Regions from separate parts of the Mus musculus genome. Here region 1 is linked to region 2. A link is a loop called in an ENCODE intact Hi-C map of the cell type or tissue named here. Cell type or tissue: gastrocnemius. All regions are shown on one strand. Links, peaks and the distances in the headings refer to the core of each region. The heading gives the core; the rest is flanking DNA. Region 1 holds the start of Htra3 (HtrA serine peptidase 3). Region 2 overlaps Acox3 (acyl-Coenzyme A oxidase 3, pristanoyl).

Region 1 (16,027 bases), core at 6,565-11,564, 86 kb before region 2:
GCCGTCATGGGGACAAGTTGCTGCAGTGAATGGCGGGGATTCAGCACCCAGGTCACAAGGTGATAGTTAGCCTTTAAGAAGTCTGTGACCCATTCCCTGCCATTTTGCATTCTCTGGAAGGATTTTGTTTGCGATTGGGATGGATGTGCATGCATGCTTGCATGTGTATAGGGGTGTGTGTGTGTGTGTGTGTGTGTGTGTGTGTGTGTGTGTGAAAGAGGGGAGGAGGGAGCTTAGGTCCAAAGCTCACTGACTGGTCAAGTCTCCCCAGCCAGCTTGATCCAGCTTGTCTCCACATCAGGAGCACAGGGATTCCAGGTACCCATCATGCCTACCTGACTTTTCATGTGGGTGCTAAGGTTCCACGCTCTAATGTTCACACTCATATGGCAAGCACTCTACCCACCGATCCATCTCCCAAGATGCTCCTGGGAGGATTTTTGACAAAAATCAAAATTAGAAGAAAAACAAAACTGGTCCTTGCTTTTGGGCGGCATTAGATGTAGTAATTGTTCCTTGTGTCTCTAGCTCTGAATCTTCCAGTTTCTGTGAAATAAGCGTGCATTTTGCACTACATATTTTGCAACCAGAAAGAAGCAACTCCCTAAAAAGCATGTGCTAACATGAGAAGATTCTCGGGGCATCAAGCTTTTTAAAAGAGTAAGACATTGTAGGTCTGTCAGTCAACACTCACATACTCACACACATACTCACAGGATAAATTGTCCCCTTCTCTAGTCCCCTGCTGGGTGCATAACTCCCTTCCCCCTTTTGCAAGGAGCTGACCCTGCCTAAGAGAGCAGCTCTGTCCTTGAGGAAGGTTGACATCATCACAAAGGCATTTCCCAAGCACATGGGGACAGCTGAGGGAGCCAGTGTGCCTAAGATGACAGGGACAGAGATGGGAAGGCCTAACCTGTCTTTAACTCTTGGGAAGCTGGCTTAATCTCCCACTACACAGCTGAGGTGACACTGGCTTAGATGGTGGTACCACTTGCTGTGATGCTCACAGTTGGGTGTGTGTGTGTTTGTGTGTGTGACATGGTTGTGATATTGATGGGGTGTGTGAGCTCAGCTGTAGAACACTTCACAAAGTTGACAGTTCTGAATGCAGACCAGAAAACCTGTCCCTATCTGTGGTGGCTCGAGTAGGAATGGCCCCCATAGACTCATGCGTTTGAATGCTTGGCCCATAGAGAGTGGCACTACTAGGAGATGTGGCCTTGTTGGAGTGGGTGTGGCCTTGTTGGAGGAAGTGTGTCACTGTGGAGGTAGACTTTGAGGTCTCATATATGCTCAAGCTAGCCCTACTGTGACAATTTCCTTCGGCTGTCATTGGATCAAGATGCAGAACTCTCAGTTCCTTTTCCAGCACCATGTCTGTTGGCACACTGCCATGCTTTCTGCTATGATGATAGTAAACTAAACCTCTGAAACTGTACACCAGCCCCAATAAGTGTTTTTCTTTTATAAAAGTTGTCATGGTCACAGTGTCTCCTCACAGCTGCTGTGATCCTCCCTCTGACTGGGATAAAAGGGCCTACTATATGGAGACCCCAAGAGCCACAGTGGCCCTGCAGGCCAAAGTGTCCCTCCTAGGGTTTGGTGAGGTGATCACCAGTGGTGGGCTGAAGATCTGACCTGGATCATAGCCCAGAGCTCTGCCCACCACAGTCAACTTCAGTTCAGCTATTGTGCAAGCAAGTCCCCAGAGGTACACTGATGCCTGGGGTCCCTGCTGCCCTTCCTTCTCCCCATGTTGCAGCCAGAAGAGCCCCTGCTTGCCTACCATCTTGAAGGCTGAGCCCCTGTAGGCAGTATTGGGTTCCTTCCAATTTGATGGGGTCACATTTGTGTCACGTAAGAAGCCCTGCTCCTTAGCTCTCTGCCATCACCCCACTCCCACTCCCTACACCCCCCTCCATAGCACTCAGAGCAGCAGGGAGTAAGGTCAGTGTTCCCCACAGCACCTCCCAGATGCCACACCATGAGGAGCTAGTGCCATCCGCACTCACACCTCAGCTCCCCTACCTTCACCCTTCTCAGGAACAGCCACTGTAATATCCAAAATAAATTCAAGACTAACCAGTACCTTCCCCCTTCAAAAGGACTTTCAAAACTATACTAGCAGGACAAGTACAGAGTCAGATAAAAAGCTGGTTGACTAAACAAATATAAAAACATAGTTTTAACGGTCAAAATTACTAAGCTTCCGAAACAAGATTAACAATTCCCCTGCCTTGCCTCACACTAAAAACCTCAAGGATAGACAAAATGAGAGTCACCCTATACAAACCAACAAATGTCTAAAAAGGTTATTGGCTACACCAATTAAAATAAGCCAAACTACTCTGGTGCCTAAGAAAAAGTGTGTTCTTTCTTTGTTCTGGGTCTCTCCTCTGGCCCGCGTGCTGAGAGGGGGTTCCCCAACATGTTGGATAAGTAAAATCGACATGTGTTTTGCAACGATGGCGATCTCTGTGGTCTTTGTGTGAGTGGGGGTCTTTTGACAAGCTACAACACCATCCTGCTGCCATACATACATGGGGCTCAGCCTTGACTGTTCTGTGTGGCCCAGACAAGCCACAGGGCAACATGTCCTGAGTTCTGAGAATCACCAGGAGTGGGGACATGCCATTGGAAGGAGGGTTGCAAATATAGACAAGTACAGACAAAGGTTAGATGACAGTGGGGCTGTGATAGCTAGAACATTGCAGGTTGACCTGATTTCTTCAGGGGAGCCCAGGGCCATGTAGGTCCAGGGACTATGTCTGTCACTGGGAGTTAGGGAGTCACTGCCAAGACCAAATCATGAAGGTGGAGAAGAGCCCCAAGTAAAGACAGTGAAGGGTATCACACAGGAGCAAAGGACAAGAGAGATCACTGGAGGACCCTCATGGAGCTAAGAAGTAGAGAACTAGTCACTGGGGAGCCATAGCAGACACAGAGGGAGGGAAGGATCTGAGCTAAGGTTCCCAGAAGACTTCAGAGCTTGTCCACAGCATGAGCCAGTCATGGGGACCTCAGGCAGGGCTTGTGGGAAGGAGATGCCTTTGAGGTGAAGTCACTCGCTGCCTGTGCTGTGTCTGCACATAGCCACCGTGAGGGCTTGTGGTGACCCCAGCCTGAGCCCTGCAGGCAAGGGGCCCTCTCTGGCAGGGCAGCCACAGCAGCTGTGTGGCTGGAGTTTCCTGCCCACTGAACATGAAAATTACAGGCTGAGGCTGACGGGGGCCTCATAGCCCTGCTGCCGCTGCCAGCACAGTCTGCTGGCGGGAGCAATTGCCCCACCATGTCACAGCCTATGGAGTTTGTCATTGACCACATCATGCTGGGGCACATAAGGTCAATAGGGCACTGGGTCTGAAGCTCCAGATGCCACCAAGTCATCCCAGGGGATGACAGTGGTAGATGGTATGCCCATGTCACCCTCTTCCAGAAGTAGGTATTCTACCATGCTCCACGCTGAGCATGGGGTTGTCCACCCTACTTCCACACAAACCCCTGACTGGGCCTGGAGCCCTTGGCTCTTAAGCAGGAGTCTGAATCCTGGGAGCCAGCTTGGTCCCCCACTCAATGGAGGCTGGAGGCTCCCCTTCCTTGATCTTTAATTCTCTCTGTTCAGGCTCCATGTGTCTGGCCTGCAGGATGAAGCATACAGGGCAGGGAAGAGGGTGGTCAGGCCTAGTCCCTACTCTCCCCTCCCCCAGAGAGGAGCCCCTGCTGACACAAGCAGTGCCTCTGTGGCAGAGGCCTCGGTGACAGCAAGCAGTGTTCAGTCCAGACTGGGGTCCAGATTAAGCCTGTCTGACCCCTCACCTCATTTCAGCTCCTGGCTCCACAGAAGCAGGCCTGAGTTGGCCTGTGACCAGTGTCACTGGGAGTATGAGAGAGGTCATGCATGCTCTTAGGACAAGTGCTGGAAGACACTGAGGCACACTGAGATTGGCATGTGGAAGGGAGAGGAAGGGTGAGGGAGGCCTGGAGGGAGATGACTTAATCCATATTCAGAGACTGTGGCCGAACATGTGACAGTGGCCACGTTAACGAGGCTGGTTGGTTCCCAGCTTCAGAGGCTAGTGCTTCAAAGGTGTGCCAGTGGTGTCTGCTGAGGTCTTGTGCTATGCTGTGATGTGCACTGGGCACGCCATGACGAGACAGAGCAAACGACTGGCTCAGGACCCTTCCCTTCCACTTGGAAGGCCACTAATGCTGTCCGAGGGCTCATCCTCATGAAGGCATCAATTCCCAATCTCCCTTCAAAGGCACAGCCTCCTTGGTATCCGGGGTGCTCAGCACAGGGACATCTTTCTTTGGGTTATTGGTTCAACTTTTGAAAAACTCTACAATTAACCCAGAATGGAGAGTCTGGAACACAGTGGCATTGCTGGGGCAGGTGCAAGGCGGCCCCATGCACCTTGCATGCAGCCTTTGGATGTGGCAGAGAAGGTGAAGTGGGCTGGAGAGGAAACAGCCATATAGAATGTCTATGAGCATGGCAGAACATAGACCAGATCCCACATCCCAGAAGAGGCAGTGGGGTGAAGGCTGGAGTTTCTATAGCTGCATAGAGCAGGTGAGGTAGCCTAAGGCACACCAAGGAATCTGAGGATGGAGGGGTGTGTGTGTGTGTGTGTGTGTGTGTGTGTGTGTGTGTGTGCATGTGAGTGTGTAGACACATTCAAAATGAAGAGAGGAGGTCTGTGGTGCTGTCCAAGAAGCAATCTGGGCTTCTGTTTCTTCCCTGAAGGTATCTTTAGTCCTATATTCTTGAAGCACTGTCCACCATTTACAGGAACGGGGATAAGTGCAGTGTCCATCGACAGGCAAGTAAAGCAGATGTGTGGGGACACACAACAGAATACTCTTCAGCCACAAAGGAGGAAATCCTGTCATAGAGGAACCTGGACAACTGAAGGGAAAGCTGGGCACAGGAGGACAAGGATGGCCTGATGTCACTCAGGGGCTCTAAGGAGGCTGATGTCATCACGTCAGAGAACAGAAGGTGGTGACAAAGCCTGGGGATTGAGAGGCAGGGGACAAAGCCATGCTGGTTTAAGCACCCACAGATACACAGGAAGTAGGGGATCCTGAGACCTTTACCAGCAGTTAACAGCATTGTAGATTTCAAATGGCCAATGGTGGCTTCAAATATCTTATCAGGAAGCAGCAGGGGGTGAGGCAATGACTGTGTTAACACACTGTTCACACAGAAAGAAGTGTCGTCATATGCTACAGGGATTTGTTGATCAAAAGTAGCCAGATATGGTGGCTCACACCAACATCCTCAACACTGGAGAGACTGAGGCACAGGATTGTCAAGTTGGTCGCCATCCTCAGACTCAAAAAGATTTTTTTTTAATTAATATTCTCCCTGTTCAGTTGTTGGCTCTAACAGATCTGGGAATGGGGATTAGTGTTCAGTTGTGGACTCACTGATAAGCTCACCAATAGACACTTCCCCATGTTCACACAGATGGCCCTTGTTAAACTCAGTGTGTCACTAAACAAGAAGACATGAAAGTGGAAAGGGGACCTGTAGGAGGAGGGAAGCTGACAGGGGTGAGCGAAGGAAAACAGAGACGGGACTGGAAGTCATCAGGAAGCCTTATATAAATGTGTGAACTTGCCAAGAGCAAATTTAACTGGGAGAAAGCTAACGAGATTAACAGTGTAAATAATGTTTTTAAACTAAAGGACATAGAAGCCAGGAAGAAAGCAATGTGGGGGCCCCAGTGGAGCATCTCAGAGAGGGCAGGTTTAGAGGGCTAAAGAAGCAGAGAAGTCACCACAGAGTCACTGCTGAGAGGAAGGGCACTCTGCCAGGGTGGAGGCAACTGGCAATTGGTAAGCTTCTCCTTGGGATTTGGGGTGGCAGGGGAGAGAAGCTGCTCAGAGTTCTCCAGAGAGGAAGAGAGAGGAGGAAAAGGAAGGCAGAGGACTTACATGAGCCTGCTGGAAGCCTACACACTAAGTCTCAGCCACCCAAGGAAGGATGAACATATGTCTATGGCTGAAGTGGTGGAGGCCCAGGCCTGTAGCATCCTAGAAGTGAACCTATCACAACTGCTGTAGAGGGTCAAGGAGCAGGTGTCAGGGAGCAAAGACGGTGCCAAGACCAGCCAGTGGGAAAGAATAGTGTTGGTCCAAATGTGCTGGGGAAACCAGATACCTGCATACAACCAGATGAAGCTGGATCTCTTACCTCACACCATAAGCCCTTGCTCAAAACCAATAGTGAACCCAAAAGCAAGAGATAAAGCCAGGAAGCTCCTAAAGAAACCAAAGGAGCCATGGTCATGGCTGATCAAACAACGAGAATGAATAGATAACTCAAAGCCCTCCTGAGCTCTGGGATTAAATACCTGTATCACCAAACTTACCAGTGAATAAAACAGACATCTCTCTCAAATGTCCAAAGGCATTCAGAAGACATGTGGTGTTGTCTTCTCCCTGGAAAACGTAAATCAAAACCACAAGGAGGCCCCATGTCATAGCTACTAGAATGGCAACAAAAGATTTTTTTGTTTTGTTGTCTTTTTTAATGGAAAAATACCAAGAGTTGTTGAGGATTTGGGGTAAATGGAGCCTCGTGGTTTGGGTGGAAAGTGGTACAGATGTGGAAAAGCCTGGTGGTTCCTTAAATGGTCAAGCATGACATTACTACATGGCTTAGTCATTCCACTCCTAGGTACGCTCTCAAGAGAATCAAGAACATTAGCCCACGTAAGACTTCACACAGGAATGTCCATGGCAGCATTTTCTCATGATAACTGAAAAGTGAGAGGAAAAATCCATCCGTCGGCAGAAGAATGTACAGACATGTGTGGTTGAGACATGCAATGGAATATTATTCAGCCTTGCAAAGGAATGGAGACATTCTGATTCCTGATCCCACAGTGCTGATGAGCAAACACATGAGGCTCTGGGAGAGGAGGCAGACAGATGACCACAGGTAATATAATCCTATTCATGGGGAAAACTCAGAGCAGCTAGCTAATTCACAGAGATAAGACCAGGGGCCAAGGAGGTGGCCAGTGTCAGCTTGCAGGTCTGGGGTCCTGTCATAATGAAAATATTCTAAAATTAACTGTGATGGTAGTTGTGTATTTATATGAAGATGCCCAAAATGACTAGTCACACACTTTAAAAAGGGGAGTTGTATATGCAAATAGATATTTGTGTACTAAAGGTTAAATGCTTAACCAGGGATGAGACTGGGTGGGGAGGGATGGATGGGGAGGGATGGGGTGAGAAAAATGAGAGAGGGATGAGTGGGTAGGGTTAATGGAAACTAAGGAGATGTGAGAAATCGTTATGGAAACCCACTTTGGAAAGCTCATTTTAAATATATTTTTTAATGTTTGAATGGAGGTACCCTGAATAGGTGAGCAATGGTGCTCTTAGAAAATACAGATTATCAAGTGAAAATTTTAGTACCAGGAGTGGGATGCCTCCCTATGAGTTGTCGGCCAGGGAATGCCTCAGAGGCTCCCAAAGCAGCACAGGCTATTGACAGTGTTCTTGAGTTTATACCATCATTGAATGGTAAGACCGTATTGCTGGAGACACCATACATCTCAGGGGCAGGATCTAGAGAAATCAACTTGGAACTGACTAGAAAGCTTCCTCCCTGATGACTAGCTTTCAGAATGCTACAAGGTGGCCTTCGGGTTGCTGGGGTGGGTGGGAAGAGACATGGGTAGTCTTACCCTGAAACCATCCCTGCATGCCGCAATCCAGACAAGGTGTGCTCACAACAGTGGCATGGCTGCTAATAGAAGTTACTAGCTGTTTCTGATTGGATCGGAAGCCTGTTCCACAAGAGGGAATCCATGCCTGATACTGTAAACATGGTTAAAAGTCCAAGGCTGGAGCATTCGTAGACCCTAGATTGTTTTGTTGAGTGGGCATATGGTAAAATTGCCTTCTAAATATTTATGTTCCTAACCATAATGTGAGTGCAGCTCTCACTGAAGCTTCTTTTTGCAGTGGGCAGCAGTTCATATAGAGACTCAACACGATGAACCAGCCTGACTCCATCTTAGACTTGAAAGCCATCTTATAGTAAAGACAAGCTAGGCTCCTTCTTGTTTATGATTAAACCATCGTTTCTTAAGGATTGGGCTATGCATGGTCCACCTGCAACCTTAACTACGAATGATTCTGTTTTGCCTGTTCCAGGAATGTCAATCATGTCTTGGTTTCAAAAAGTTGTAAAGGCCATCTTACAACCTTACCTTTGTTTCAAAGGGTTGTTAGGACTACTTTGGTATCTTCTTAAGACCACCTTGTAACGGTCTGCCTTTGTAAGCCCACCTACTTTGCCTGGAAAATCCCTCATTTGGAAATCCCTAGCCCTGGACTATAAAAACCTAATCTTCCTCATGTCCAATGCTGACCTCTTGAACCCCACCTTTAGGGGAAGACATCCCATGTCCATGAGTTAAAAAGCCTGTTCTAATCAATTGTTTGCATTTGGGTAGGTGGTCTTTCTCCTCTCATTTTTGGGATTAACAATAACTGGTCAAAGATGATCACACCCCTCCTTCATAGAGCTCCTAGGAACAGCTAGCGGCTGCTTCTGCCCTTCTCAGCACCCCCATGAGGGAGTTCCCAAAGGAGGGGCTGTAGACAATGTCTTATATCATCACCCAAGCAGGGCCCACCCTGTGAGTCACTCACTAACATGAGCTGAGGAACCTTATCACATGCCATGTGTGGCCAGGGATGATCTTCGAGGTCCCAAAGCCATGTTAACTATGACCTCATCTGACATGACTCTGGGCTGAAGCAAGGGTCAGGCATAAAAGTCTGGAAGCCAAAGTCTGGCTCTGTTGTTCTACTATGGCCAAGTCAGAAGGACAGTCTGGGGTGCCCAGGAGGGAGGCAGACCCTGGTACACCCTAGCTGCAACCAGCTCTATGCTGGTTCATGGTGAAGAACTGCAGTACATGGAAAGGGGAAAAACACAGGCTGATGGGGCTGGATGGGTCAAGCCAGCCACCCACCACAGTTAGAGAGTGGGCATCAGGGAAGAGTCAGGCCAGAGCCCACTCACACTGTTGGATGACAAAGGCTGTCAAGTGTCTGATGCCTCTTTCTGTCCTGAGAGTAGGAAGAGCTGCCCCTACCCTGGTGGACTACATAGGAGATGCCAGGCCCTTGCAGATCAAAGGCCTGGGGTCACTCAGACTCCAGAGAGAGGCCCAAGGTGTCCCTGTGACTGAGTGAGAAACTGTAAAGGGCTAAGGCAGCAGGGGGAGCCACTGCCCTGCCTTTGCACAAGACTCCCTGGAAGCTTCCAGAACAAAGACAGAGCCTGGAATGGACTCCCTCTTAGAAGCGAGGCTACAGCTGTGTCTATCCTTTAATTCCAAGCCTCGGCTTCCCTTCTGTACAGGTGACTGAAAGCATTTATGCAGCCATAGTAAGGGTCAGGTCAGGTGACCAGGGAGGATGATGTGACCCAGAGGGAAAAAGTTGGACTCGAGACCTCGGACAAAGCGAATGTGAGTGAAACCTGTAACTCACTGTCATTTTCCAGCCTCACTCTGAGGCCCCCACACTCACCCCAGGGGTAGGAGGGCACAGGGAACCTACTCAAACATGTGGAACAGCTTGCCATGACATACACGGTAGAGCAAAACCTTGTTTGCATCATTTCCCCATCTGCATTGGAGAAGTCCGGAGGGAGACCTGGCCTGCACTTCTGTTAAGAGAAAGTAATGCTTTCCCCCTCCTCACACACAACACCACAACATCACTACCCCCCCCCCAATACACCACACACACATACACTACCACCTCTACTAGGTGAGTGCTCACACCTGGAACCCCACTTCCTTTTTTCCCAAACAACTCAGTCTGATGAGGCCACTCTGCTTCCTGGCTACTGGGCTTTTCCCAGACCTGGAACCAGACTGCTCCCCAGGCCTTCCTCCTCTGCCCTCCACCAACATCCATCCAAGGTATGTGTGGCTTTATCAACTCATGGAAGCAGAGGTGTCACCATACCACACCACACCACACACCCTCCAGTGTGCTACCTGTTTCCAGTGCTGTTGAGAAACTGCAGAAGGTAACAGCTTCCTGCCAAGCTACTCTACTATGCTTTCTTTCCCTCCAGAGTTGCACACCAGGTTCTCCAGCCCCTGGAACAACGGATTCATTCAGTCTAGGGCCACCTCCCAGGGAGGCTCTGTTGGGTCCTCTGACTCCTGAAGCTCCAGCCACTAGCAACTTGACCTCCTGTACCCTGCTACCTGTCCTGGGTCTGAAGTAGCTTGGTGATTGCATGAGGAGGCACCAAAGTGTTGGGGAAAGTTGAGCAGGTGCTTTCTGTTCCTGCACTGCCTGGTGTCCTGGTACTGCCTGGTGTCCTGGCACTTCCAACGACTCTGAGGTAGGAGGTGCTCAGTAATCCTTGTAGAAGAAACAGAAGGACAACAGGCAGCAACCAGAGTTCTAGATCTGAGAGAGCCCAGAATAGATCCAAGGCAGATGGCCCCCCTCCAGCTGAAGATGGGAGGAAGGGAGCACCTGGCTGCTTTCTAAGTATCCGCTCCAATGTTGCCCGGTGGAGTGATGCAGAGCAGGAGGGGTCTAGGTTTGGGGCCTTGCTGAGCTTGGCTGCTCAAGTAGAGTAGGGGTTCCTCTGTGAAGGAGAGCTAGGGACAGAATTTGGACTTGTTCATGTCTCTGGGGTTGCGGTCAGGTCCCTGGCTAGGACTGGAGTATTCCGAAGCAGCTCCCCTTTCCCAGACCCTCATTCTGGGCCGGCAGACCTGTCACCCAAAGTGCACACCAGGCAAGCGGGGAGCAGGAGGCTCCGGGTGGGTCCCCACCAGCCGGGGCGGGGTCCCGTGGGGCAGGGGCGGGGCTGGCGGCGGGCAGGGCCGCCCCTTCCAGCGAGGGCAGACTGTCTTGGCCTTTAAGCGCCTGCTGAAGCTCGGCTGAGAGAGGCCCGGGTCAGTCCCCACACCATGCCCTGTTTGCGCTCCGGGCCAGAGTGCGCCTGAGCGGTTCGGGCCTCGGTATCCCCGCGGGTCTTGCGCCGCCGCCTCTCCGCGATGCAGGCGCGCGCGCTGCTCCCCGCCACGCTGGCCATTCTGGCCACGCTGGCTGTGTTGGCTCTGGCCCGGGAGCCCCCAGCGGCTCCGTGTCCTGCGCGCTGCGACGTGTCGCGCTGTCCGAGCCCTCGCTGCCCTGGGGGCTATGTGCCTGACCTCTGCAACTGCTGCCTGGTGTGCGCTGCCAGCGAGGGCGAGCCCTGCGGCCGCCCCCTGGACTCTCCGTGCGGGGACAGTCTGGAGTGCGTGCGCGGCGTGTGCCGCTGCCGTTGGACCCACACTGTGTGTGGCACAGACGGGCATACTTATGCCGACGTGTGCGCGCTGCAGGCCGCCAGCCGTCGTGCGTTGCAGGTCTCCGGGACTCCAGTGCGCCAGCTGCAGAAGGGTGCCTGTCCCTCTGGTAAGCTCCACCAGGAATCAAAAAAGCCTTACTCTGAGGAAACTGAGGTCCAGGGGAATCTGTCCACTTCCACTAGGCAGCCTTTTAAGAATAGTTCACACAACCCTCTGGCTTTCTAGATGGGGAAACTGAGGTCCCCAAGAGATAAATGCTGTCCCCAAAGTCACAAAAAGTTAGACTTAAACTCTAGTGTGGCAGCCTGGTAGCGTCTGGTGGGCTGTGAGGCTCTGACCCAGCCACACTCCTGTTTCTTAGAGTCCTCCAGTGACTTACAAGGGAACGAGCGTCAAGCAATCTTTTCCTGGTCTCTGTCTTCAATTCCTGCTCTGTTTTCTTCTGTCAGGCTGTGCTGGGTGCTGGTTCTGTGTGCCTGTCTTGGGCCTGGCTGTCTGAGAGGCAGAGGGTTTTCAGGGTGGCCAGGCACCTGCATTACTCTGCTCCCTTCATGGTTGTGTTTGGTGTACTCTTCTCTGCTCTCCCATGTGACAGATACTATTAACATCAGGTTCTGGGCAGAAACCAGTAAGAATGGAATTGTTCTTTACAGATTGAGCCATTTGTAAGAAAAAAATCTTTTCTGGCCTGACTGTCCCTAACTGGAAACAGTGTATCAGTGCATGGCATAAAGCAGACCTTCTGGTACCCTCGAGACTTCTAGACTGTGGAGGGCACAGAGCTATGGAGAGAGAGGAGAATGTCAGTCTGAGGATCAGGCAGGCATCCATCACTAAGAATGGCAGGATTCCTGTGGCTATTGGCAGGATCTTAGGCTTCAGAGACCCACTGTCCTCAGTTGATCGCTTCATTGTGTTCTGGGTACCTGACTATGAGCGATCTGGTGTCAGGCCTGGGAGAAGCCCCTGCAAGGAATATGTAGCCAGGGGACAACAGATGCTGAGTCTCAGCATTACTTCCTGTGCTGGGTCTATGAGCCACCTCCCAAGAGAGGTGTTGAGTTGGGACAGTAAATGGGGCTCCCTGGCAAGGATGGGGGAGAGTGGAGAGGCTTGGGCAGAGCAGAGACCAAGATCTGATCTAGAGCGCGCTGGCCACCATCAAAACACAAGCTGCCAAGGAGTTGTCGGGTACTGCAGCCAAAGAGGAAGGACATATTATCAGAGATGTTCACACGCCAGGGTCTGCCATCCATCCTCAAAGGGTCAATTAAAGCAATGTGGCCACATGGGGGAAAGGGGTGAAAGAGTCCAGCGACACTCCTCCCAAGTCCATCTAGGGGTCCTGACATGAGATTTATGTTTAAATAGAGGGACAGAGGTATACTTGACCAGGCAGCTCCCACCCATCCTTGACCCATAGCTACCTGCCGGCCTGATGCATCTCTACAGCTTCCTACCTCCTCCCAGCATGAGCTTCCTGGGAAAATCCCAGTTTCTCAGGGCTCATCACTGTCTCAGTAGTCTGATAGCCAGAGGGTTCCGGCACAAGGGTCCTTCACAATGTCTTCATTCAGTCCTGTCAGGATGGTTATAGCTAGACAGAGCCAATGGCCTTGAGCCTGACACCTGTCCATTGCCCACTTTGACCTGAATGTTCCGGGTTCTGCCTACTCCAGGGACATCGTTCACTTAGGCTGCTATCCACAGATGCTCAGAAGTTTCACACGCTGGTGTGAGTGCCAGACTCGCCCCATGCAGATGAGACTGGCCCAGTTCTTTGTTGTTAAATACTGCCCAGCGATGGTAGCAGCTGAACTGTCTCCAATTCTTCCTCCCAGCTCAGCTGACAGCATTGCCCCAGGACAGAGGTCTTAGCCTCTGTCCACACACCTGTCACTGCCTCATGTCCACTGTCACCGCACTCACTAATCAGCCTGAGCACAAACCACCATGCCCAGATGCTCTGAACTCATGCATGTGCCGGGCACAGAGAGAGCTGATGAGTCCCACTTGCGGGCCATGTCTGAGCAGGAGGCTGCTGTAGCGGGGTCTCAGAACAGATCAGATAGGAGAGGGAGACCAGGCCAGCTCTGACTTTAGCTGGCTTCCACATTTCTAATCCTCCTGCATCACTTCACCTGGTAGCCAGGTAACCCTGGCCAGTTTGTCCTGCATGCTACCAACAAGACTCCCTCCACAACTCCCCCCCCCCCCACACACACACACACTTACCGGGACTCTCAGGCCCTATTTATGTCAACACACATACACATGCACACACACACACACACACACACACACACACACACACACACACACACACACTTCCACTACCATCTTCTGCGACCTTCTCATCTTCTGGCCACCTTACTGTTTTCCCTCCCTCCTACATCAGTGCCTTTGCACATCCTCTTACCACTGGCCATAATTGCCCCTTCATCCTTCACGTAGCAGGGTTCCTCTTCCTGGGCTCAGATGTCCTACCACCCTGAGCTGGCTTTCCTAACCACTGTGCTTCATTGCTAAATCTGTACCCCTGTCTATTGACCTTTCTGTTCTCTCTGCTTCTTGTTCACTCTGGGCCTCATGGCAGGGGTGGATACAGCACCTGGTTGCACACAGTAGTTATATAAATGTCTGGGCCCATGGGTCCCTGTAGTTCTCTTGGAGCCTGTTAAATGGTTCCATTGGGTTTGATGGAAGATGTTTGGTCCCACCTGCATGTTAGAAAAGCATTTTCAAGAGAAGGGTCCCTTTGCTAGTGTGACCTGCACTCAAGGGTCTGCTTACAGGTGGCTGGCTAGCTGCCTGCTGGCTCCCCAGATTCAATGTCCCACAGCCCCTTGGTAGTGATAGATACGCACATGTTACTGGGGCTCAGTGCTGGGAGCCCTGGGAAATTCTCACACAGATTTAATAGGCAGCTTTTAATGTGCAAGGCCTAACAGCCTCTCCCAGCCTGTTTATTTAAGGACTTTGGTTGGCTTTTGTGTTCCCTCCTCTTAGCAGCTTCCTCGGAGTTGAGCATGAGAGACTAACCAGGCAAGAAGAAGTGTCTTGTATCTGTCCCTCTGCCTGCTGGGACAGCAGAACTGGTCAGTGGCATGGCTGTGTGGGGGGATTTGGAGGGTTCCAGTGGCTTCCTGCATTTATTTGATGCCTGATAGGATTGTGTGTTTATAACCTGATACAAGGAGGAGCGCCATGACCTGTGAGTTCAGAAGCTCTGTCCCAGCCATATCTCTTTCTTCATCCACCTCCAGGGCATCCATGGGGCTCTGTGAGGATAATACTACCTAGACAGAATGATAACCACCCATGTCCTACACCATCAAGAGTCTGTGTGTGTTCACTGGACTATAGGAGCTCTGAAGGCAATGAGGCAGGCAGCCTTCCTGGCCTTCACTGTAGGCCCCAGACCTATGCAGATCCAAACCTATGCAGATGTCACAGCAGACTGGGCAGGACAGCTACAGCCTGGGGCTTTGAGGGAGGTGACCCCAAGAGTTCCTAGGGTCAGGTGTCTCAGACTCCTCCCACAACCTCTGAAGCCTTTAGGAGTTCATCATAGGGAATGATGTTGGGGTATCTTATAAAGACAGGTTCTGATGCTGTGGTGTGCCACCCTAGGACTCTCAAAGTAAGGGAGAGCTTGCCCCAAGCTCTGGTATTGCCGATCTGATGTACCACAGTGCTTGAGCCCCATGAAATGGTGGCCATCCTGGAGGACACTGGTGAATGGGTTATGAGAAACAGTGCAGTCACAAGACCCTGTTCCTGGGGGCTGCACAAGCATGGCCAGACATGGGCACTGAAAGCTGTGCCTGTATATCCATGGGACCAGCATGGCCTGCAGGCCACATACACCTCCAGCTGAGGCTCTAGAACCTGAATGCTACTTGTCTTTGCACACACAGTCCCTTTGTCATATGTGCCAATCCTCCATTCTTCAAGGCCAAGGTCAAAAGTCACACTTGTTCCCTCACTGAGGGCCTCTCTAGAGCAATACTTCTCAACCGTTCTAATGCTGCAACCCTTTAATACAATTCCTCATGTTGTGGTGACCCCAACTATAAAATTATTTTTGTTGCTACTTCATAGCCATAATTTTGCTACTGTTAAGGATCATAATGTGAATATCTGATAGGCAAGCTGTCTGATATGTGACCCCAACAAGGTCGTGACCCAATGGTTGAGAACCACTGCTCTAGAGTACCCTCAGTACTTGGTACCCAGGATGGGCTGGCCCTGGAAGCAAGCAGAGAGAGTGGAGCACACAGCCCCTAAAGCTCCAGCCCTGCTGCAGCTTGCCTGCCTGGGGGACTGATCAGATCACTGTTTTTTCTTCTTTTAAAAGCTTGCCTGTCCCTAAGTGACCCATGTCCCCTGGCCACATACATTAGCTTAAGATCCATCTGTCATACCCAGGCACTGTGTTGCGGTCTGTGGCCCTCAGACCCAGGTCGTGCCTAGGGGTTGGAAGATAGAGGAGGGCAGCTGCCCAGCCTGGAGCATACATACTGCACAGCACTCACAGCCACAGATCAGGGCACCAGCCCAGGTGCAAGGCACCACACACAGCACCCCAGACATAGGGCACCAGGCCCAGAGTCAGGTTCACTGGGTTCCCCACGGCTGATACTTTGGTTGCTGTC
Region 2 (16,027 bases), core at 6,189-11,188:
CATGTTGACACGACTCTCCTGCTACATGAGCAGCTAGGGCCTGAGTTCACTTCACCTGATGTGCTTGGCCCAGGGCCTGCCTGAGGTGAGCTGTCCTGACCAGCCTCTCAGCCTTCCTCTTCTGACAGAAAACATTCTCTTTGAGGAGGATGGAGGAGCCAGCAGGGAGAGGAGCCAATCCGGCCCCTTTCTGCTCCAGAGAGCTGACATCGAACCTTGATGTGTGTGGTTCTTTACATTGCTGTTGACTGTCTCTGCATCCTTACTGGTTAAGTTGTGAGCTGTGGGTCAGGCACGTTTGTGTCTACAGTACTTCAAGATGCAACTTCCTTATTCTGTTTTAAGTCAGAACAAAGCTAACAGTGTCTATGTGTTTCTATGAGTTATAACAACAAATAGAAGCTCTACCAAGAACACTGCAGAAAGGACAAAAACACGCAAGCAAATAACTCAGATATGACCATGGCGAGCTCGTGCCAGTAAGACACAGCATGTCGGGGAGTAGAGGCTAGGCCAGAGCACACTGAGTGGCTCAGCCAGGCTACTGGGAGCATCAAATCCAGACTCTCACGGCAGCATGCACTGCCTGCAGGAGCCGGAATCATCTCTTTAGCCACTAACGGGTCGGCGGTTCTACGCTGTTTGCAGCAGCAGTGGGCAGCCAGTTATTATTAATCATTTATGATGGGTACTATCTATATACTGCTACAGGCCAGGTCCTCTAACCATTTATATGCACTGACTCCTTGGAAAAACCTATATGTTGGGCATATAATTCTATCTTCCTCTAATAAGAAAGCTTAGGGTATAGTGAGAGTAACCTTCCCTGTTACCATGGAGGCCACACCAGACACCGACCTGACCATGAAGGTGTAATGAGGGTGACCTGCCCAGTTGCCATGGAGATCACACCAGACACTGACCTGACCATGTACTCACAGTCACATATTAGGTGCATGCCTAGTGGGTCTGACTGAGAGGAAGTGTGTGCCTGAGTGTGTACAGCTGTGTCCCAATAAAGCCTTATCAGAAAAGCAGGCTGCACTTTGTGGGACCCTGGCCCAGTGGCCCATGGGAGGACTGAGGAGGAGAAACTCCCCAGACTAACCCAAACTTACTGGCCAGGTAGCCATGTCCCCCACACGCCTCACGGCACTCCTGGATACCCCGCTGGGCTGTCCATGAGGCTAGAGGCTTGCCAGCCGATGCCAGAGCATGGATCTCACGTCCGAGTTCTGCCTGTGGGGGAGAACCCAGTGAGAAGAGGTGAAGACCAACTGGCACTGCGAGTCAGGCCCCGGCCTCAGCACTAGTGTCAACAGAAAGGAAGCCCAGCTATGATGAGGAGCAAGGAAGCACAGAACAGAGCGGAGGTGGAAGTGCTCCATCGCACAGGTTCACGGCATGGAAACAAGCCATCTCGGCAGCATATCCATCGCAGGCACGGTCTACTGGAGAACGCCTACTAGACTTGGCTCCTACCAAGTTCATGGGTATGCAGTGAACATGACCATCTATCTGCAGAGAGGTCAGCAGGGGCACCGACGGGTACAGCACTGAAGCCAGTGCTGCCGTGAGGACCATGGCCGTGCAGATGTTCAGTGATGGCTTGGCACCACTGGGCCTTCGTTCCTGAAGCTCACATCTGTTTCATGTGCATCCTCTCCTCTACCTCATTGGGTACAGTGCCTGCTACACAACACGATCCGTTTAGCCAGCAGTATCCGTCTCAAGGAAGGAGAGTTCCAGCTGGCATGGTGACTGGCTGGGTTTCACCACAGGGTTTCAGAAAGAAGAGAAACAGGAGAACTGTGTTGTCAGCAGGCAGGTCATAGACCTGCTAGGGGAAGCATGTTTGCCCCTTCATTTCAGCAGCATCCCTCAATAGCCTGTTCCTCTCAAGGGCTCCGTGCCAACATGTGTGATGCTCCAGCCCTTGTTCCAGATCTGCGCTAGGCATCTCAGTGCAGCTCATCTGTCAGTTGCTTTAAGACAGAGTACGCAGCCCCAGTCTGCAGCACTAACCTGCTTCCAGACCTATGCCTTTTGATTGACATCTGATTTCCACTTGGGGTGGGTAGCATAAGGAGAGGCCAAACACCAACCTGTAGGCTACCTATAGAGAAGCCAGCAATGGATGTCCTTGGGCAGAGCAGCTGACCTGGTGGAGCTGCGTGCTCACTTCTGGCACAAATCCTGGGCTGTCAACTCAGAGAGAGGATTCAAGCCTCTATGGGGTTGTTTATGAAACAACAAGAAGAGCTGAGGCATCCTCTGAGGGTGGCTATGCGGAGTGTGAACACCATAACGCTCTCAGAAGGAGCTGGGAGTTCTGCTCGGCCAGCACATCCCCCAGATATGGGGTGATGGACACAGCCCAAACTGCAAGTCATTGGGCAAGCCCCAAGCCCCAAGCTGGGGGACAGCTAAAGGAATTCACCCAGGCTCTGTTCCCACAGCCAGCTGCTTTTTGTTCGGCCTCAGTGCCGAAACAGGGCTGCTCAACCTTGGCAAGAGCAACACAGATGCCTCACCTGCTGGTCGCTGTGGTCTCCCCTGAGCCGGGCACTCTGCACCTCTATCAAGTCCATGAAGATTGTCTTAGAGAAGTGGTCCAAGGCATAGGCAGCCGCCAGGTACGGAAGTATGCGCCATTGCTAGGGGGAAACAAGACACACAACAGATACCCAGAGTGGCTGGCTCTCTGGGCCTGACTACGGGAACCTGGAGTCAGCTTCCTTAGGAATGAAGAATACCTGGTGCCAATGTAGTCCCAGACAGGCGCTATTTTTAAATAATAATTTATTTAATGTGTATGAATGTTTTGCCTGCATGTATTACATATATGCATTTCCTGTGTGCCTGGGGTTCAGGGAGGTCACAAGAAAGTGTCAGATTCTCCAGGAGCTGAAGTTACAGATGGTTGTAAGGTACCATGTGGGTGCTGAGAATCAAACCTAGGTCCTCTGGAAGAGGAGAGGAGAGGAGAGGAGAGGAGAGGAGAGGAGAGGAGAGGAGAGGAGAGGAGAGGAGAGGAGAGGAGAGGAGAGGAGAGGAGAGGAGAGGAGAGGAGAGGAAAGGAGAGGAGAGGAGAGGAGAAGGGAGGAGAGGAGAAGGGAGGGGAGAAGAGGAGAGTGCTTTAAACCACCAAGCCATCTCTTCAGCCCTGGCACCGTATTTCTAGAACCTGTGAAAGGTGACCAATCACCCTGGGGTGGGGGGACTCACACACTAGCACCCGAGACGCATGGCATACACCCACTTCTGGGTGACAAATGGATGGAGAGATGAATGGGTTGGAGGAAAACAGGTGGAGCCTGAAAGGGACCCAGTGAGCCCCCACCATGGCTGTCAGTTGTTGCCACGTGCCAACTCATCAGCACACGGCACGCAGCCCCTTAGGCAGTGGCAGCACCAGCGAGGACTTGGGTTGGAGCTGCTTAACCATTGGATTACCCTGGGCACTCAGAGTAGTCCATATGTTGTCACCATGAGGAACAAGGATGACAACAGGGCGCATGAGCCACCCAGGCACGGTGAGAGACTACGTTTCACTTCCTAAGCAGGAAGAGCTCACTGCCAGCGTGAGGCAGAAGTGAAGGAAAGGGTGATTCTGCCTCATTCCCTCTGACTGTCACTCAGAAAGCAGTACTTATGCAGCACTCGGCACAAGGCCTAGGCCAGATATAGCAACCAGGTCACCAACGTGACCTTCCCTTGTGTCCATAAAGGGGGGCCGTGACTGCCTCTCGCTGCAAAGGGCACCGGAGCAGGACATGCAGTGAGCTCCTCCGGCTGAGGAGCACAGGAGGTGGCTGGCACGCCCCTTTCCACCCATGGCCTCTATGCTATGTCCCTTTGCTGCCTTTGAGGATGCGTGCAAGGCTGGGTGTCCCTTCTGCTGCTTTAAATGCCATAGTGTTTAAAGGGCTGCGCTCACTTGCTGCTTCCAGAAATGGTTTCCTCGGGGTCATTTCTTAGGGATGGGACAGACGAGTCAAAGACTGTAGCCTGATCCAGAACAGTCTCCCCTGCCAAAGCAGGGTGACCTCATCTGCACATTCAGCAGGCTCATTCCTGCCACCAGCGTCCTGGCTCTCCTCCTCCCATGTACCTCCTTTTGAGTATAGTACACCTCTTTAATTAAAGCCACCCCAAGGTCCTGGAGCCTGGAAGGTGCTCTCTTGCCCACTGTCCTGTTCTTAGGGCAGTCCCTGAGATCTCTCACCAACTCCCGGGGGCCAAGAAGGAGCACAAAGCAGAAGATGATGCAGACGGCCAGTACCTGCAGTGGATATTCAAGGACAGGAATCTCTTCCTTATCCGTGGGTCCAAACTGACACCGTGTGGCCGAGAACCGGATGGCTATGGACACGGCCAGCTTCAGGTTGACCACAGACATGCTGATGATGGAGATGCGTCCTGAGGACAGGCTGCCCAATGATGCGCCCAAACGCTGCCGGACATCCTGGGGAAGAAAGACGGGTGTCACCCATCAGTCAGATGTTGTGCAGACTCAGAGAATGTCCCAAAGAAGAAGGCATACACCCAGATGAACTGGGAAGAGAGGGCTTCCAGCTGCCCAAGGAGGGAGGAGCTTTGAGAAGGTAAGCTCTTCTTCTTGGGCCACCTGAGGGTGCTGTGCCCTGCCTTTTCCTAGTTGGGCACCAGAGGCAAGTGTGTTCCAGCATGGGACTCTGTGTCCCCTAGGCACTCATCTGGGGCATCGGCTCCTTGGACCCCAGCTGCCGAGCTCCCGGGAGCTGTGTTCCAGCCTTCGGTGTCAACTCCACATCTATTCTGCCTTTCACTAGGTTTGACAGAAGCTGGGCTCAGGCCGCTCTGTGGGGCTCTGGGACAGCCTGGTGTCCTTGCTTCCTGGTCCCTGCTGTCTGTCTGTGTGCTCACCACTCCAGAACTGTGGGCTACCCCATCGTTCATCTCCACCTACAATCTTAACACTCTCAGTTATAATCACAACTGGTTAGCCCACGTGACCCTTCTGTGGGACTATGAATGAAAGTGGCCCCCAGCCGGGCGCAGTGGCGCACGCTTTTAATCCCAGCACTCAAGAGGCAGAGGCAGGCGGATTTCTGAGTTCGAGGCCAGCCTGGTCTACAAAGTGAGTTCCAGGACAGCCAGGGCTACACAGAGAAACCCTGTCTTGAAAACCAAAAAAAAAAAAAAAAAGTGGCCCCCATTGGCTCCTGTGTTTGAATACTGTCAGTGGAACTGTTTGGGAAGGATGGCCTTGCTAGAAGTGTCAAAGCGGGGCAGGCTTTGGGATTTCAAAAAACTCTCACTGTGCCCAGTGTGCCTCTCTGTCTTATGAGTCAAGATGTGAGCCCCAAGCTGCTCCTGCTGCCACGCCTTCCCTCTGCCACCTCAGACTCTAACCTTTTGAAACCACGCGTTCCAACTTAAACACTCCCTTTTGTAAGTCGCCTCGATCGTGGTGTCCTATCACAGCAATACTATCGAAGACAGTTTTCCTCTGTATGCTGTGGGAGAGCAGCCCCTGGCCCAAGCAGTCATGGATATCCAGGCATAGCCAGAAAATGCTGCCAGACCCAGGCCACGCTTGCCCACCAGCACTGTGGCTAAGTCCCTTCTCTGCTGAGGACACCAAACCCAACCAAGAGAGCTGTGTGGTAGCCACAGGGCCAGCTGCTCCTGGGGTGGTTTTCAACACCACAGGAACAGACACGTGGGAAGTTCTGCCTGCGAATGCCCACAGCCCACTGGTACCTTAAAGGGGCTGTTGTAAGTGCCCTCAGAGGTGATATTCCCAGTCCTGTCCAGCAGGTTCTGGCGAGGAATTCGAACTTTGTTGAACATGGCGAATCTGTGCAGGAGAGAAGGTGGGCTTCTATCATGCAAGCCCTCCAGGAGCCTCTCTGGGCTTTCTCCCTCTCCCCAAGAGCAGCTTAAGGTAACGTCACCCCCCAAAACAAGGGTGTGAGTGTGATGGGGCCATTGACGGCCATCACTGCCCCCCCTTTATCTCCTGGGACAGATGTGCCCTCATGTCGCTGGCAAAGAGAAGCTCCACATGCCCACCGCCTGCCTGTGCACAGCAAGGGTCACACACTGCTGACAGGAGGACAGGAGCTGGTTCTAAAGCTAGGCACCTCTGAGCCCCAGTGCAGAGCGCTACAGTCAGCTGACGGCGGTTTCAAACGCTAAGTCAAGCTGGCTGTGGTAGAGTACACCTTTAGTCCCAACACTCGGGAGGCAGAGGCAGTAGATCTTTACAAGTTTGAGGCCAGCCTGGTCTAGTGTGAGTTCCATCCAGAACAGCCAGGGCTACACAGTAAAACCCTGTCTTGAAAAAAACAAAAACAACAAACAAACAAATAAAATGCTAAGTGGAATCAAAGAGCCTGTAGTCCAGTCTCTCCCCGAGCAGCTAGGAAAGGGTCTAACGGGTGTTGCATGGACCCTGGGCACTGACAATCCAAGAGGTTTTGTAATGGATTAAGGAAGAAGCTTGAACGAGGTCAACTGCAAAGTAAACCATTGAAAAGTCTCAATGGTTCCGATAGGCAGTGTGGCTAGTGGCTAAAACACTATGCAAACTCAGACAGCCTAGTCAGTTGACAGCAGCCACCTTGTGCTGCCACATCCTGCGGCTCCTCGCTCCTCACCTGAGTCTGACCTCCTGCAGGCTCCGGCTGACAGCAGCCTGGCTCCACTTGAGTTGCTCATTAAACAGCAGGGGAAAGCGGAAGTATTTCAAAAGGGACACATCCTACTCGGGACCACCAGGTGGGTGTGATGGGATTTTCTGTCCATCCTGCAAAGATGCAGAGGCAGACCCCTCTCCAGGGTAGCCCTATTCAGAGTAAGCACTCAATTGTCCCTGTTTCCCAGTGAATCACTCTCCTGCCCACGGATTGTTAGAGCTGTCGTATTTTTCTTACAAGTCCACAGCACCTGGTCCCTACCAAGCCCTTAGTGACCAGGAACAGAGGTGATGGTGAAGAATGGTCCTCCAAGGTGACAGAGTCATCCCCCAAAGACCATTTCCTGGAGAAGACACCGCAGCCCTTCCCAGTACCGACATAACAGGGCTCACAAGAGCCTTGGGGTGGCAGAATCTTAACACAGCACACCCAGCTAACGGCACACTGTGTCTGGGGGCCACGTGGCCCACACCCAGCCTGCAGGCTGCACACAATGCCCCATTTTTAAGGAAACCCAGCCTGGGTGCCAAAACCGAGGTGCTCTAACTGTTTACTTGAAAGCCAAGGAATGCTTTTCAAGTACAATGTTGTCAATGGAAAGCACTCTTTTTAAGGAGTGGAAAATCTTCACCCTTCTTTGCCACCGAGGTAGAATGAGTCTGAGCACACTTGTGCTTCTCAAGTCTCTGCTCTAGCGTAAGTCTCTCAGATCATCTTTGGGTCACTTTTATATCCACAGAACAGTCAGTTGGGTCCAGCTGGTGAGCTATTTGGCACACTATGATTTTGGTCTCCGGGGATCAGGGGATGTGTGTACAGCAAAGTGTGACAGACACAGGGAGTGTGTAGCACAAGGCATCTGCACACACGTGTGGCTTGGGATGTGTGTGTGACATGGGGCATTCAGAGGTTCAAGTAGGTATATGTATATGGGGGTATATAAACGGGGGAGCCTTCGGAGGCTTCAGGGTATGTGTGTGTCTATAAATGAATTACAGGACAGTGACATGGGATAGCTGTATGACGAGGCACGTGGTATGGAAGCAGTGTGGATGACACGGGTTATGTATACAACTTGAGGCATATGGATTGAATGTGACAGACGTGTTGGAAGGATGTAGAGGGAGAGTGTGTGTTGCAATAACTCCCACCCCAGTCTCCTGCTGCAACTTCCTTCCCTGGAGGCCCCTCCAGCAGCCACCAGCCGATTCCCACCTGGTGCCGATGCTCATTCTGGGGCTCCCTCTCAGCCTTGTCAAGGAGGACTCCCCAGGCCCAAAGCCCGGCCTCATCATGAAAAGTACTGTGGGCACATTGAGGTTGGGCTCAGTGTCCCCGGGGAAAGATCCTTATCATTAGAACGTTTGGTTGAAAGTGATCCATGCAGCTGACTCTGCTCTGGATTCCTAAACAGTCCTGACAGGTTTCAAAACAACAAAAATTAACTCAGAACCTGTCCCCAGTCTAAAAGTTCACTAACTTACAATGCTGCTCCTGGAGCTGAGGCAGAGCAGCCACTCAGCTCTGGAGCTCTGGCGCCCTCTGCTGGCTGCCTGTGGTCAGTGCAGGCAAGAAGCTTAGTCGTTTAGTCTGCTTAAAGCCTTAGGTCTGAGAACTCAAGATCAGCCTGGCCTCTGCTTTCTGGAACAGCGATTCAGGCTGCCCCACAGTGTGCCCATGGTGACTCTCAGCTAGGCCTTTGCTACACCTACAAGTTGGGGCTCCTGTAAGTGGGACTTGGTGCCTGGGCGATGTATCCCAGGAGACAATCCATTCTTTAAAGACAGGTGCTGCTGTGATGGGGCCAAATACAAGCTCTCTGTGATGTCCCAAACTTACTCTAATGGCTTTAATGAGCAACCAGCACAAGCTGAGGGTACCTGCCAGGCTGCACACAGAGCCCTTCAACAGAGAAGATGGCAGCTCTGTGATTTCTGAGCCCTGATCCTTCTCCTTAAGGTCGGACTGCTAGGTATTGGTGCTTCTAGCCCCCTCCACGCTATTACTGACTGAAGACTAAGGAGGCTTGAGACTTCCCCTGGCCCTGCCCAGCCTTCTGGTGATGCTAGACAGAAGAGTCCATCAGAGCCTGGGAAGCTCCTGGCCCGGGTCAGGATTCTCTCTCTGGAGGAACAGCAGTTGCTTGAGGTGACTCTAAGAGCCCAAATACACACAGAACTGAGATGGGCAAACATACTTAACTCAGCATAGCACACAATGCTTGGGAACACCCTATTTTGGCCACTTCCATAGTCGTGAGTTATCTCGTTGGAAGAGAGGAGCCTAAGTGCACCAGGCCAGGTAGCTTAGAGCTGGGTGGAGCCTGCACACACTGACCCAGAGGAAGGCAGGAAGGCCACCTAGGCTGTTCAGCAGGTCCCTTGAGGGGTAAGCATGAAAGCTGGACTAAGAAATAATAGAGATGAGAGTGAGACCTCCCCTGCTGGGTGGCCTTCACCTGGTACACTATAAACCTCAGGCCATGCAGGTGGCCCGCTGACCATGGGCCCTCAGCCCAGTTAAGGTCCAGCCCAAGGTCTTCACTCCCATCTGAGTACACAGTGCGCAGTGCTGCAGGTCAACACTGTTCCCAAGCGGCTCTAGGATGAGTCAAAAACACCTCGCTCACTATCACATGTCCAGCAACTTTGCCAATTACTGACTTGGGGACTCTAAGCAGATATCATGGCTGGTTCCATGGCAGACCACTAAGGCTGATCACTAAGAGTCCTCACAGAGGAAGGAAAGCCCTACACTGTCGGGCACCTCCAAGCCTGTGGTCTCCCCAGGAAGCAGAGGGCACCTCTAGTCTGACCTGAGAGCTGGGAGAGTCACACCCTGAGAGACCCGTGGAGTGTGAGGGCAAGGCGAACCTCTGGGAACAGCGGCTTAAGCACACAATGGCTGCTGCTCAAACAAGCACCCCACTGGTACCTGCCACATCCATGCCAGGCCCTGAGGAGCCTGCACTCCAGAGAGGGTGTGACACCAGCAGCCCACTCCAGCCTGTGGCTTAGGAACAATCCCAGAGCCCCAAAGAGGTAGCATTGGTCTCGTGAGGCCGATGACACTCACCCATTATCCAGGCCATTCTGCCCCAGCTTCTTCCCAATGTCACCGACCATCACCCCCGTCATGGGAAGCAGGGTCTTCGTGTCACGGATCTGCACAGAGCCACAGGAATAATGGCTAGGTAAGTCTGTCAGCACACAAGAAAGCATGTCCAGACAAGCTGACAGGGGTGACTCTGAATAGCTCTGAGTCATACTGGGTCCCCTGAAGTGATGTGCCCAGGTCTAGAGATGGGGCCTTCTGTGGAAAACAGACCTCTGCAGCTGTCATGGGGCAGAGAGCTCAACACAAGATCATCTTGATTCCTAGATGTGCCATAAATCCATGGTAAGAGTCCTAACAAAAGAGAAGTTTAATAGAAAGGAGGGGTGGCGGGGGTGGGCAGAAGCTGGCATGGCATGGCTACCAGTGAGGGAAGCCAGGAGCTGGGGCAGGTAAGATGGAGTTTCCTGGGCTATCAGAGAGCACCCTGATTCATGACTGCAGGTTTAGCAGCGTGTGGCTTCCCTGTTTTAGTTCTGGCTATGGTGTGACACTGTTCACACCTTAAGAGAGAGGACCTGCAGTGGGCTCCCAGTATTATGACACTATTAGCTGAGCACATATGTGCTGTGGGAAAGACAGTCAGGGCAAGCTATGCCGATCTCATCTCCCCTAATGGGTGTCCACTAAGCATTCCCTACAGGAACACAGGCACGACTGGTTGTAGACTCCTGACCTAGGGGCACTGTGAAAAAGCAGGTTTCATGCCACATTAAAGCAGGATCGCCAACCTGAAGGCAGAGGCCCCACTGCCTCCCTCCCCATCAGTGGGCTGAGGACAGTGTCTAGAGATACTGTTATTCTAAGTGATAGACAACAGCGAGGACCACAGCTGCCACTGACCCACCCAGACAACACAGGTCTGGAGGCCAGACGCACTGAGGCGAGGAGATCTGGAGGCTGAGAGAAGAGCCCAGGGTACAGTATGTGCTTAGCATGTGGGCGACCTTGGGTCCAAACTCCAGAAGCAAGGGAAGAAAACAGGGACGGGGGGTGGGGGGTTGAATCTAAGCATTTGGAACTTAGCTCTTTGTAAGAGCTACTAGCTTTTGTTTTGTGTATCTGATTTTTATTGAAAAAATATATATAATATATAATTTTTAGTAAAAACATGTATGTAATATTGAGGTTAAAACTCAGCCATAAAGCATCTTTTAATTTTTTAAAAAATCCTGCAGTAAAGCTAGGTAAAAATTTAAACACAAACTTCTCTTAAACCTTTTAAAATAAATGCCATAAAACCCAGACAGTTGGAGAGAGACTGATGACGACCAGGAAGTGTCAAGGTTTAGATCCTGGTCCTCAAGGTCAAAGGTCTGGGCTTCAGCCAATAGTGCCGTGGGGAGGTGGGGCACGGGTGTGAGGAAATCAGGCCATTGAGAGCGTGTCCTTTAAGGGGCTACTGAGACACTGGTCCATTCTGTTACTTCTTACTTTGTCCCCAGTCACAGCTTACTCAGCCACACCTGGGCTGCCACATCTGGACTGCCACACCAGGGTACCTGGGCTGCCTCAGGCCCCTAGTAGCACTAGTCAGGACACTATGGACTGAGCCGTCAGAAGCTAAACTAGAACAGACCTTTCTGTCTTTGAGGCTGTTGTGTTAGGGATTCTGTCACAGCAACAGAGAGCTAAAATAGGAGGGACAACCAGCAGGGTAAAAGCAGTTGGCGGCGTTTTTCAGAAGATCCGACAAAAACCCACAAGCAGTGGTGGCCGGAGGGATGGAGTAGTAGTTCCTGCGGAGAACACAGGTTTGGTTCCCAGCACTGACATCAGGCAACTGGCAGTGCTTCCGGTTCTAGGGCATCTCACGCCCTCTTCTGGCCCTCACAGGGACTGCATGTATATTCAAGCATATCCCTGCAGGGCAGCACAGGCATCAGCTGGAGGGGGATGGTGCGGTGTCCCTGAGGTGTCCTGTGTAAAGATGTGTGCCTGTGTAAAGACAGGCCTGTTGGGAGCTCTGTGCATCGCTCACAGAGACTCTAGCAGGACTGTGTCCCTGCGGGCTGGAACTAAAGCGTGCTGCAGGAAGCCTGCAGGAAGCTGAGACTCAGTACAAGCATCTCCCGAAGGCAGACAGGGCATGTGGCTACAGGCTAACTGTCCATCCGCGCCAGCCCCGCCCAGGTCTTACCTGCACCAGGAAGGAATGCAGCCCGTGGCACTGGCCGTCTGGCATGTACAGTTGGGCAAACACCACCGCATGAGTTGCCGTCTTGCCCAGGTTGCCCACCCAAAATTTGGCAGCCTCGAAATCCGGGGAATGTAAGATGAATTCCTGTGAAGGGGAGATTAGTATCCTTGCCATCAGCAGCGGGGACCAGAGAATGGCTTTCCCTCCACAGCAGGCCAACCCCTGCGCTCCAAGCCTCGGAGCCAACAGTGAAAATGGACTGAGCACTGTATTTCCTGTGTGGGCCAAGCTGACTTTATGTTTGTTTCAGGATCACCTTACAGAGGAAATGGAAAGTGAGGTTCAGTCCCACACAGTGAACAGCTGGCTGTCACCAATAGAGTCTGATACTGGCTACACTGCCAGTAGAGTCTGCTTGACCTTTTGCCATATCCCCTTCTGACTGCTAATGCATGCTGCCTGCAAGGTCAAGTTCTGCTGAGTCAGCAATTAATTGCCCCCACCCCCACCCCCCAACCTAAGGTAAGGCCATGGGGCACTGTCCTCGGCCAGCGGCCAAAGGCCAGTGCAGGCTTCCCACAAGTCCCACAAAAGCCACAGGCACCAAAGTACAATGGGAGCAGACAGGGTCAAGGAATCAGAAAGTCCAAGATAAAAGTCTTTGTCAAGAAGCAGGCAAGAAAGTTTCGGGGCGGGGGGGGGGGGGGGCTATGTGCTGACAGGTATGACAGCCTGCATGGTGGTCCTGCCCTAGCAGGATTGCATTGTATGGTCCTCTCCAGCTCCACTACATCAGCCCAGGCCAGGGTCCACAGCCAGCCACGTGGACAAATGGACAGTGTGCAAGCGCTGAACGCTGAGCTTAATTTTCTGAACATAGAGCTCTCTATCACACACCAGTTAACAGGAGAGGTGAGCCTCCCCCCTCAGCATGTGACAGAAAGTGGCAGAGGGACATAGTCCTCAGGCAAGTGGGGGAAGGAGGCTTCCACACTCCATTCAACACTAACCATGATAATCAGAGACAGCACAAGTCCAGGAGGCAAGGGTGTTTCTAATGTCTTAGCAAAATGGTAGAATGCTGTGACCATCAGGACTGCCCTTAAGGCTGTGGGAAAGAACTCTGAAAAACCTAAGTTCAAGAATATATAATTTCTCAAGTATCCAAAATATAAGGATGCAATATGAATTGTATAAGGAGCTTCATGAACCTAAAAGAACAAAGGCAGCTGCACTCTGAGCCAACTTGTCAGAAAGATATTAAGAAAGGAGATAAAGAGATTTAGGGGGCTGGTGAGATGGCTCAGTGGTTAAGAACACTGACTGCTCTTCCAGAGGTCCTGAGTTCAATTCCCAGCAACCACTTGGTGTCTCACATCCATAATGGGATCCGATGCCCTCTTCTGATGTGTCTGAAGACAGCTACTGTGTACTCATATACATAAAAATAAATAAATAATTTTTAAAAAGACATTTAGGAAATGATTAAAGAGCAAGATCCCACCCAGCTAAATTTATTGCTTGTGCTTACAAAGGCAGGCATATTCCTGAGTTCAAGGTCAGCCTGGGAGAGAGCAAGGTTAGACCCAGGCATGGTAGGAATGGGTATCTCAGAGCAAGATTCCACCCAGCTAGCTTATTGTCTGTGCTTATAAAGGCAGGCAGATCTCTGAATTCATTTGCAACGTTAAGGGGGAAAAAGGAAAATTAATATATTGCTGTCTTTTTCTAAGAATCAGGGGTCTGGGGTCAGGGAATGCTGATTCATAGAATAATCAAAGGGGAACCTGGGGTAAACAACTGAATTGATATGTAAATAAAAGACTGGCCTTTTTGTCTGCAAGAGATGAGTTATTCAGAGAGATTTTAGATTTTTTTTTTCTAGCAAGAGACAGCTGCCTCAAGTAGAGGGCTTTCTGGAAAGTTGTCTTGAGCAAATCACAGGCTGTCAGCTTGCACCTCAGGATTGACTTCACATTTTTTTTTCCACTGCTCTCAAACATCGCTTCTCTCAGGGACCACTCCTCAAACTGAGGCTGGTCACTGGCACCTAGCCTCAGTTCCCCAAAACTTTATAAGCCTTGAATCATCCTAATACAAGTTGCTCTGTCTCCTGATCGCTGGTGCCAGTGTGGTCTTTCACTGAATACACTCACAGGCTTCTGAAACCCCATCTCTGTTCCCTCTGCTCTCACGGACTGAATCAGCCAATGATCCACAAGAGCAGCAAGACCCACAGAGTATCTGACTCTCTATGAGTTCCCATACCCATTTGCTCAGTGTGGAAGGTAAAAACTTTATGCCTCAGTACAAGGCATGCTTTCAGTTGGCCTCTTTAATGAGAATGTGTAAGGGGACAGCATTCTTGATTAACTATTGTTCGTTTACATTTCCTGTGTTCCATCCACCCAGGGCCCAGGGGAATCCAGAACTTACCTGAGTATCAGGATCATAGTGAGCTGTCGTTCGCATGGCCTTGGTATTACTCCCATGACTCAGTTCGGTGAGAGCAAAACAGCCAAAAATCTAAATGTCAAAGCACACAGAGATGCCAGGTAAGAAGTGTGTTCTTGTGTGTGTGATCCTACAGGGACCTTGCCTCTATGCCCTAGAGGACTAAAGCCAGGAGCCCAGCCACACCTCTCCCTCCCTACACAGCCAGACTATGGCACGACTGAGACATCCCATCGCATGGATACCACTCCCACCTACTGGCATAGATGCCATAACCTATGCTATGTTGAGCACAGGCTGCAAAAATCTTTATAGTCAGAGGAGGCCACAGGGGTATTCAGTCAGACAGGAAAGCTAAGACCACAGGCAGGCAGGGTGGGCAAGGAAAAACACCAGCCCGAGAGCCCTCCTATGAGCAGGGCCTGCCCCCACCCTCAGGTCTCTCCTGTGGCCTGCCCTGTCCACGGCTAAGTATGGTGAAGGCACTGGGCTCACAGCTCACATGGCCAACTTACCTCCAGGCTATAGATCTTCTCAAGGTACTTGAAATGCTTCTCAGAACCAGAAACGAAAACTGTGGTTCCAAAAACCTGAAAGGTAACACACGGGTCAGAGGTGGGTGCTGCTGCTCCTGCCTCTGGGCAGGCATACCCCACACCTACCCTCCGACACACACTCTATACACACCCCACACATACCCCACACGCCTCTTCCTATTGGACTGTACATTCTGAATAAACATATTTAATCCGAGAATGCACAGGTGCAAATTTACACCAAAAGCTGAGAATCTGATCTTGTCACTGAATCTTAAAAGCTGTACATTTTAAGAGCCACGGGGCTGTGGTTTGTGTCTGATGTGTGTGGTGGGCCTGTGTGGACATGGGTCCCCTGCCCTCTGCCACACACTCACCAACATGTGGAGGACGCATTTGTTGGCCAGGGACCAGTCGTACATGCCCAGGCAGTTAATCAGCACTAGAATCTTCAGGGGGTTCTTTAGCAGTTCCTCTACTTTGAAGAAGCCATACTCAAAGACCCTCTTGCAGCGAAGGAAGTTCAGTTCTCGTAGCTTCTCTAGGGGCAGGTCGGCCCCGTACGAGCGGGCAAAGAGAGGGTCATTCTCCAAAGTTGAGAAGATGGTTTTCTGTAAACACAGAGCACAGGGTGCTGACTTGAAAGTCAAAGGTGCGTTTGGCTTCTCTCAGGACCACTGACTGCCTAATCCCTAGTCTGACCCAGGAGTCCCCAGATGAAGACATTCATCCCAGCTGAAAGGAAAGACATGGGGATTTCAGAGTCCTGTCCATTCATTCCCCTGGCATCCTGGGACCATCCTGGGGTAAGGGGAGACAGACCCACACTGTCCTACAGAACCATCAGGGCCAGGAAGGCCACTGGGCTATATACGTCAGGGAGCAGAGACACAACCAGGCTGCACGCAGCCCTTACCTTGAAGTGGATTACATCCTGGCCGTCCCAAAAGAGCAGCAGCTCCCCAGAGTTGAAGGAGGCTCTTGCTCGGTAGGCACTAAGAGGGCCCTTGGGGGTGTCTGACCACAAAGCACTGTCTTTTTCTTCCGGTAGGGATCCCATGGTACTGTCACCTGCACAGAAAACCAAACCCTCCGTG

Evidence for each region. A loop is a pair of places that touch in the nucleus more often than their neighbours do. Peaks named below come from ENCODE experiments on the same cell type or tissue, not always from the same donor. Only the 100,000 strongest peaks of a DNase experiment are listed, where the experiment ranks them.
Region 1: a loop joins it to region 2, with 7 times the contacts of the local background. A loop is called at or near these places in 25 of 42 quality-filtered maps.

What each region holds. Positions count from the first base shown.
Region 1 is chr5:35,674,392-35,690,418 of GRCm38, reverse strand. It overlaps Htra3 (HtrA serine peptidase 3), which reads left to right and starts at 10,639. Exons shown (of 9, transcript NM_030127.3): 1 at 10,639-11,475. The coding sequence starts at 11,073. In gastrocnemius, for the core only: a CTCF peak has its summit at 9,260 (motif pointing right); DNase peaks (open chromatin) are centred at 9,251, 10,943 and 11,066; H3K4me3 peaks cover 1,243 bases; H3K27ac peaks cover 1,720 bases.
Region 2 is chr5:35,588,133-35,604,159 of GRCm38, reverse strand. It overlaps Acox3 (acyl-Coenzyme A oxidase 3, pristanoyl), which reads right to left. Exons shown (of 19, transcript NM_030721.3): 3 at 15,847-16,001; 4 at 15,308-15,541; 5 at 14,910-14,984; 6 at 14,377-14,466; 7 at 11,941-12,084; 8 at 9,762-9,850; 9 at 5,749-5,845; 10 at 4,286-4,468; 11 at 2,535-2,657; 12 at 1,119-1,239. The coding sequence starts at 15,990. It overlaps 4931431C16Rik (RIKEN cDNA 4931431C16 gene), which reads left to right and starts at 15,397. Exons shown (of 4, transcript NR_045807.1): 1 at 15,397-15,582; 2 at 15,982-16,027. In gastrocnemius, for the core only: no CTCF peak of the experiment used is centred there; a DNase peak (open chromatin) is centred at 8,237.